Regions from separate parts of the Mus musculus genome. Here region 1 is linked to region 2. The links are chromatin loops, found by intact Hi-C in ENCODE. Cell type or tissue: left cerebral cortex. All regions are shown on one strand. Links, peaks and the distances in the headings refer to the core of each region. The heading gives the core; the rest is flanking DNA.

Region 1 (4,305 bases), core at 562-3,061, 75 kb before region 2:
GAAACTGAAGGGGGGGGGGCTGCTGTGAGATGGGTTCAATCCTGAAGATACTGGGGTACAGCACCTTCAGATGGATAGCCCTCGAGACAATGGGCTCAGATTTTAGTGTGTAGTCTCCGACTCTTCAAACAGAAAGGAGGCAGGTTAGGGGAGGGCAGCACAGACCAAAACCGTCTGGACATGAAAGGGATGGAAATAAACAAAAGATACACAGATACATCAGACCAAAAAACCTGGCAGACCCTCAAGGCTCTCCCATCTGTACTTCCGTCAAGTATTCTTTAAGGACCAGGGACCTCCTTGGCTGTGTGTAGCTACTGCCTGTGCGATTCTCTAAGCACTCCTTCCCTCGTCGAGTTAAGAGTACAAGAGAGTGGGGGCTAAGCTGGGCATGGAGGCACACGCCTTTAATCCCAGCACTCGGGAGGCAGAGGCAGGCGGATTTCTGAGTTCGAGGCCAGCCTGGTCTACAGAGTGAGTTTCAGGACAGCCAGGACTACACAGAGAAACCCTGTCTTGGAAAAAAAAAAGGGGGGGGGTGCTGAGAACATGCCATGTGCACCTGTATGCACATGAAGTCACTGCAGGTCCCTAGACTTGGTGACTGTTGAGTAAATGCAGTCCCTACACAACACACAGCTGCCTGATGGGAGGCCTCCAGTGAGAAGACTTAACAATGCCTTAGATGTATTTAATTCTTCATACTCATTACTTACAATGGAATCCCATAGTTAGTGTGCTATGTAGTAACTTACAACACTGGCCTGCTCTGAGCACGGGAAGATGAGGCGAGGAAGCCCTATAGAAAGCAGAAGAGGAAGGAGCTGGGAATAAGGTAGAAGACTCAGCAGGAGGAGGGCTGTGAGCTCGGAGACTCCTGCGCACAGCAGCTACTGCCAAAGGTGAGAGCCTGGCATTAGAGCCGTTCTAGAACTGGGAATCTGGCCATGAACTAAACCAAGTTTCTCACTGTGGATAGCTGCTAGGGGCACAGACGGAAGAAAATTACACCAAGCAGCTGCTCTGCAGGGAGAAACCAAGAAAGAGGCGGCTAGGGGGACAGTGCCTAGGGTCTGCTCCAGAAGCAGAGGAGCTGATGCTGATGCCCAGGCTGGACGGCCATGACAGACTAGGTCTCTAAGTAGAGTGCTGCAAAGTGCTGTCCCGAGCATCTTCAAGTTTATGGGGGCAAGGAAGACAAAGCCTGGTTTTAAAAGGAAGCCAGGTATGGTGGGTCATACCTTTAATTTCAGTACTCAAGAGGCTGAGGCAGAAGGAATACTCTCATTTTAGACCAGTCTATGCTATGTAGTGAGTTCTGGGATGGGGAAATGAGAAGGAAAGAATAGGCAAGGAAGAGATAAATAGAATTCAGAGACAAATTAAATTCTAAAGGGCTAAGTAGTATTCTATAATTCAAAAGTAGAGGGGCTGGAGAGATGGTTCAGTGATAAGAGCACTCATTGCTCTTGCAGGTTACCTGGGTTTGATTCCCAGCACCCACATGGCAGCTCACAACCACCTGTTAACTCCAGTCTCAGGGGAATCTAATGCCCTCTTCTGGCCTTTGTGGGCACTGCATGTCCACAGTGCATAGACACACATGCAGTCAAAACGTTCACACATAAAGTCTTTACAAAGAAAAGTTTCAGAGGAGCCTGAGTGGCAGACATGGAGAACTGTAGAGAGCTCAGTCTGCGAGCAGAGGGTTAGCTATCCTAACTACTGCCCAGAGTCCGTGTCTGTGACCAGGTCCCTACATCAGGAGGTAGCAGCCCAATCTTGGCTACCTGGAGGATACCAGATGCCTCTTAGAACAAATGCCAACGTTTGTTAAAGAAGTCTCATCTCTAAAGTGAAATGAATGGCAGCATATTGTAAGATCCCTGGATAAAACAAATACCTGCACGTCCCACCCCCACACTGCTACCTGGTTAAGTTCAGGAGTGGCCCTGGGAGTTTTGTGTTCAGACACATACAGTAAAGAAGAAGTGTGAAACTTTAATCCTGACTACAAGTTAAAAAGTGACATCATACATTTTCTAATGGGAGGTGTCAGCAGGAGAAGCCTCGGTGCCCTGTGGTGCCCTGTGGAGATGCTGGCACAGGTCCACTGTGACACTCAGGAAGTGGGCAGCTCCAGCAGCCTGCCACTCATGTGGGGAAGAGGATTGACCAGCAACTCACCGAGCCACTCCACCATAGTCCAAACCTTCCTCCCCTCGGAACTTCACCATCAGGCGCTTCTTTAGGTCTTTTGGCCGCATCTTCATGATCTGGCGATACGACTCCTACACATCAAAACCACAAGTTCACAAAAAAGATGTTTGAGAGTGGAGAGGATAGAACCCAGGTACTTTAACATACTAGCCAAGTGCTGCAGGTGAGCCACGCCTCCCAGCCCCTCACTGGGGGATTCTAGGCAGGTGCTCTACCACTGAGCCACACCCCAGCCCCTCCCTGGGGGATTCTAGGCAGGGGCTCTACCACTGAGCCACGCCCCCAGCCCCTCACTGGGGGATTCTAGGCAGGGGCTCTACCACTGAGCCATACCCCCAGCCTCTCACTGGGGGATTCTAGGCAGAGGCTCTACCACTGAGCCACGCCCCCAGCCCCTCACTGGGGGACTCACTTTCCTTCTTCTTCCCAGAGACAAGACCAGGACCAAATAGCCATGCACTGTCTCTGAGAAGGAAGTGCCCCAGCAGAAACTCTGAAGGAATGAATGGGTGTGAGGAGGACCCACAGGCTGAAGAATGATCTACACAGTTCAGGGCCAGCTGGGGTCCCGTCCTGAGTCACCAGCTTCTGCACAGAAAACCACTGAGCACTGAAAACTATTGTCAGAGACAGACACACAACTTCGCTCAGCTTGAGCCTAGGACCTGACAAACCCTGCATCTCACTAAACAGTAAAACTGGTCCCTCGGGGGAGAAGAGTCTTGGCTGGCTACACCAATCTTGGAAGACTCATATATGCACTACACAGAGACTACAAGGGGAGTCCGTGTCACCTGGTTAAGAAAGCGGTAAGTACTGCGGAGACCACGGAAGTCTGTCTGGAGGCTTCTCAGCAAACTACAGCTACATCTACAGGCACATATACACTTCAGAGCACTTAGCAAAATCTATGGTAAGTCATCAAGGCTCATTCACAATAGCTAAGTTCTGCAGTCAACCTTGGATAAAGAATATGTGGTGTGGACAGACACTAGAAGTTTTGTATCCATAGAATTAAGCAACCAGAGATAGTCATAGTGAGTGAGTTAAGCCTGTCTTAGAAGACAAATAACTGTGTTTTTTTCTCATAACCATAATCCCTAACTTTTATAGATATATAAAATCATGTAAGTATCTGTGAAGTTTAGGAAAACACCAGAGGGAGGACTGTAAGAGGGAGAAATCATAGAGTGGGGGCTGGGAGACAGGCAGAGCCAACAAGATGAAATGTCCTTGTGTAACACTATTTGTATAATAAATATCCACAATGAAAAAAAATTTTTTTGAGACAGGGTCTCACTGTGTAGCCCTGGCTGTCCTAGAACTCAAGTCTGTAGACCAGGCTGGCCTTGAACTCATAGAGATCCACTTGCCCCTGCCTCCCTAGTACTGCGATATAAAGCACGTGCTACTATATCCAGCTATAATAAAAACTAAACAACAGATACATCAGTAAAGCGGATCCTTCAAATGCCAAGCAGAAAGCAGAGTCCACCAAGATGGCAAACACAGCTCATTTAACACAAACTTCCTTGCGTGCTTCCCCATGGGGCTATATGGTTTAGCAAGACATAATTCTTTACCTCAAATATCTCTTCTCTGGAGACTTCTATTCGACAGTGACCAGCCTGGGGCTGCTGAAGAGAGAGCTCGTGCCTGAGAACTTTGAGCTTCTGGACTAAGTCCCTCTCATATCTCTGGGCAGGAAGCTCCTCGTCCTCCACGGAGCCCTCACTGGGCAGCTGCAGCGGCTGGCTGGGCTCCTTGAGTTGGCACTGGTGACTGCAAAGAGGAGACGTGGCCGTCACTGGGCAGGCCAGAGAGCTGAAGCAGCCTGCAGCACACACCGCAGGCGGCAGGCTCTGCTAACGACAGGGCTGCTCAGATGAGTGACAACAGCCTGGCACAGGTGTGGGGGTACAATAAAGACGATGTCATTTATCTGCATGAGGGGTCTTCCTGGTTGTCAACTTGACGACACCTGGAATGAACTAAAACCCAAATGGCTGGGCACACCATGAGGCCTTGTTCACTTTTTAATTACGTCATAAGAAGTGGGAATTACGTCATTTCAAGTCTGGATAT
Region 2 (4,305 bases), core at 1,094-3,593:
CAGAGCAGCTCTCCAAAGCACTTTGTCATATTATTCAACAACTTGGTGGGGGCGGGGGCATCAATACAACACTAATGCACCAAATTAAGGCTTGACACACATTAAACCAAAGTAGTGCCCTTTCACACAAACTTCTGAGTCTCAGGGCTGAGAGCAGAAAGCACACACACAGGCCAACAGTAACGGGAAGCAAGTAGGTAACCACTCTGATGGATCGTGTGGGAGATCAAAGACACTTATAATGGGGCTGAAATCGCATTCAAATGAGGAAACTAAGGCCCTGTACCATCAGGAGACCCTGGCTGCACATCATGCAACTGCTAGTCTGACCAGGGTGCCCTGATTTGACAGGCTCTGCTCCCCAAAGGCCATCAACTGTAAACTACAAAGTTCCCAACACTTGACACCACTCCAGTGTCTTCAACGTCTTGGTGCTGTGTGGTTTTCAACACCAAGGTTACAAACAGGCATCTTGTTTTTTATTCTGTCTATGTACTCTGGTTGGTGTGCACGCAGGTACACCTGTATACGTATGCACACAAGCCAGAGGGTCAACCTCAGGAGCCATAACCTTGGTTTTTCCCTTCAGATACGATCTCTTACCAGGACCTGGGGCTCGCTGATCAGGTGAGGCTCCCAGCCAGCCACGTTCAATTTTTAAGTGGGTGCAGGGTTCCAGCTCAGGTCTCATGCTTTCTGGGCAGACACACTCCTGACTGAGCCAGCTCCCCAGCTTCAATAGCTCTCATTCTTAAAAAGTCATCTTTCCCCAAATACAAATTCATAAATAGACTCCATAACAGTATTTATCTCTGGAGAGACTGCTACCCAACTGTCCTCACTTCCTGTCACAGCAGAGAGATGAAGGCAAGCCTACCTCATGTTCAATAAAATGGCTGGTTCCAAGAGTTTCACGATTGTCATCACATAGGCACACCATCCAGCAACCCCCAATCCTATGATGACGCTCACAGATGCTCTCAGACCATGAGCTTTAACACCCATCCCTAGTCCTTCCCCATCAAAAGCCATCCAAAACTCTGACACTTTCCAAGTCTGCAATACCAAAATTAACCAGTTGACCAGGATCTGTTAATAGATACCTGCCACAAATTCCACAATTAAGCCACTGATCTCATTTCTACTGAAACTCCCCAAGTCAGTCACTTTAGCGGGAAGGCTGAAAGCAACCTGGATCATATCTGAAGTCATAGCCCAGTGTCAATGAGCAGCAAACTTTCCCAAAGATGACTGTCAAAGAACCTAACTTCCTAACTAACACATGCCCTTCGCATGTCCACTGAGCAAGTCTCTTCCAGTATCTGTCCAGAGGCAAAGATGGCCAATATGACCGGGGTCTGGGTTCTAGTGCAAACACCGTTATCTGCTCCCACATCTTCAGGGAAAACTATCAATCTTTTCTTAAACACAAGAAACTTTCCAAGAATTTCCACCATGATCACAGGTCTTACCCTAAGGCTCTGCCTGAAAGGACAAGCAGAAGTCTTAGTCCCCAACACACTGCCTTGGAACAGAAAAATCCAGGGAACTCCCTGCAAGGCCTCAGACTTAACGATGTATTTCCTCTTCTGAGCTGGAAAGCCCCAAAGCAGGCCCTCTGCCAACCCTGCCATGCATGCAGCCTTAGGGATGGATTCACACTGGTAAGGTCTGCAGAGAAAGGAGAGGGAGAAAGAAAGAGGAAGCTGAGGGCAGTGGTCCAGACTCCGGACCCACGAAGAGGGACAGCTATGACAGAGAGCTCTCCCCTTGCCTGCATGCAAACTGCCCTGCTGCTGTCAGACCCACAGCAAGCTCTGCGCTCACCTTTGAAGGTGGCACTACAGAGCACTTAGCAAACCTGAACATTCCTCTGAAGACTGAGGGGAACAAGGCGCCTTGCACTAGAGCAGCTGCCACAGCTCAGCTTGTGTGGGAGGGGGGACTCAAGGATGTGGCGAGGGGTGAAGGCATTGCAGAGGAGGTAGGAACCAAGGACTCGTCTCTGGAGTACTAAGTGGCCTGGCCTCGGGGAGAACGGAAGTGGACTAGACTGGAGAGGTCTGGACCACTGATGAGGTGGGGGAAGTGAGAACAAGACTGGGAGACAGACGTTTGGTCCCAGACAGGATTGAGGAATTTGCGACTTAAGGGTGGAGGCTGTAAGACAGAAGCGAGTGGGCGGGACTGAAAGATAAGTGAGGGCGGGATCAAGCAGGGACGGGGGCGTGGCTGAAAACAGTAGAGGGGGCGGAGCCAAGAGAGGAGAGGGGAAACTAGAGAGATGGAGATGAGGAGTGGGTGAGGCGGTGGGAGAGCAAAGAGAAGCAAGGCAAACGAGTAGGGGGTGGGATGATTCGAAGGGACCCAGAGAGAGAAGGGAGAAGGTAGATAATGTTCATGTGAGAGAGTGGGAAGAAAGAAAGGAGAGAGAGATGAAGTGATGAGAAGCTGCAAGGGAAAAGAGGGAGGGGACAGGCGGGAGGATGGTGAGGGGTGGGCCTAGAGGGGAACAGCAGGTAGAAGGAGGATGAGAGTGAAGAGATGGATGATGAAAATGTGAGGTAGGGGTGGAAAGAGCGGTGGAGGTGCAGCGAGGGGGCGGGATCTACATGAAGTTGAAAGGTGTGTGGCTATGTACAAGGCCTGAAGAAAAGCAGGCAGGGGGGTAGGTGTGGATCAGAGGGTGCTGGGGCGGTGTCAAGAGAGGACACTAGAGGGGACCGGTGGAGGGCCCCGAGGGGTGGTACCTATATGCAGCTGAGGGTAGGTGTGGGGCAGAAAGGAGAGGGGGGGGGGGAGTCCTGTAGTGGAGGAGCTAGGGGGCGGGACCTGATCCAGAAGGGTAAAGTTAGGGGCAGAGGGAGAAAGCTAGGGGGCGTGGCCCATATGCAACTGATGGTAGGTGTGGGCAGATAGAGTAGTGTGGGCAGGGGGGGATAGGCAAGAACCTGAAGAGAAAGGAGCCAGAGGCGGGGCCAAGAGAATCAGCCACAGGGGTGGAATCTATGATAGAGGGATGAACAGCAAGCCAGGCTTAATGCAGAAAAGGCAGCTGCCTGGGCCTGCAGAGCAAGCAGGGGGCGGGGAATGATGCAGAGGGAGGAGCCATAGGGCGGGTCGCCAAAGCTACAAAGTAGTCAAGGGGTGGAGCCTGTGAGGGGGAGGGGGAGTCTGCAGAAGAGTCGAGGGCTGAGCCTAGTTAAGGGGGCGAGTCTGCAGATCGGAGAGGCGTGGCTTGATGCAGAGGGAGGGCGGGGCTGCCGCAGCGGGGCGTGTCCTGATGTGCCAGGGGCGGGCCCTGATGCAGAGGGAGGGGACGGGGCGGCAGGGGCGGCGCCTGCAGAGCACCCGGGGGGCGGGGCCGGGAGCGCGAGCGAGGGGCGCACGCCGTAGGGGGTGCAGCGGTCCCGGGACAACGGCCGGTGCAAGGGGGGGGGGGGGGGAGGGGGCGGGGCGGGAGTCCGCAGGGTCCCTGGGACAGTCTAGGGGCGCGAGGGCCGCGGCCCTGTCGTGCCTACCTGTCAGACGGATCTTGATGCTGGAGCCGTTCCTACGGGTCCCGGGGTTCGACATCTCCCGCCAGCGGCCGGCCGGCCTCGGATCCAGTGCCGCCGCCCCCCAGCCCGGCCCGGCCCGGCCCCGCCGCCGCCTCAAGGTTACGGCCACGGGCTGGGCGCCGGGGTCCGAGCCGGGACGCCGAGTGCGCGGCGCAGGCGTTGGGCCGGAGACCACGGGCTGGAACCGTAGAACCGAGCGCTCGGCCGCGCCGCCGCCAGGAGCCGCCCCTGGCTGGCCCAGCCCGGAGCCGCCGCGCTCGCAGCCGGACGCCCGCCGCCCTCGCTGCTTCCGCCGCCGCCTCCCGAGCTGCGCGCGCCCGCCGCCTTGCCGGCCCGGCCCTGCGCGGCCTCGCGCTTGCGTGTGTGCGTGCGTGCGCGCGCCCGAGCACGGCGCTACGCGGACCGCGCTTGTCCTGGGCGCGCGCAAGGGGGTCTGGGGGAGCTGCAAGGTTCCTGCAGCCGGCGGGGAGCCTTGAAACAGACACCACCGTGGCCACCACCGCCCCACACACGTAGACGACACACACGCACACACAAGCGGCGCAGTCGGAGCTGGTTCTTAGTCACAATCTCAGAACCAACTGATTTGCTTGTGCGACGATTTGGGGGAACCGATTGTTTCTTCAGTGTCGGACTTTTCAAAGCTCCTGATGGAAGCCAGGGTGTTGCATGAAACCCCAAGAACCGTGCGCGCGTGCGCGCGTGGGTACACACTAGATCCTGCAAGTTCCAAGGGAAGACTTCC

The links. A loop is a pair of places that touch in the nucleus more often than their neighbours do. Peaks named below come from ENCODE experiments on the same cell type or tissue, not always from the same donor. Only the 100,000 strongest peaks of a DNase experiment are listed, where the experiment ranks them.
Region 1: a loop joins it to region 2, with 2.5 times the contacts of the local background. A loop is called at or near these places in 7 of 42 quality-filtered maps.

Annotation. Positions count from the first base shown.
Region 1 is chr5:144,887,512-144,891,816 of GRCm38, forward strand. It overlaps Smurf1 (SMAD specific E3 ubiquitin protein ligase 1), which reads right to left. Exons shown (of 18, transcript NM_001038627.1): 10 at 3,804-4,002; 11 at 2,188-2,291. Among named protein-coding and RNA genes, the nearest start is that of Mir7039, 7.2 kb to the right of the region's middle. In left cerebral cortex, for the core only: a CTCF peak has its summit at 1,576 (motif pointing left); no DNase peak of the experiment used is centred there.
Region 2 is chr5:144,961,980-144,966,284 of GRCm38, forward strand. It overlaps Smurf1 (SMAD specific E3 ubiquitin protein ligase 1), which reads right to left and starts at 3,851. Exons shown (of 18, transcript NM_001038627.1): 1 at 3,522-3,851. The coding sequence starts at 3,576. In left cerebral cortex, for the core only: no CTCF peak of the experiment used is centred there; DNase peaks (open chromatin) are centred at 1,665, 2,109 and 3,139; H3K4me3 peaks cover 2,291 bases; H3K27ac peaks cover 1,441 bases.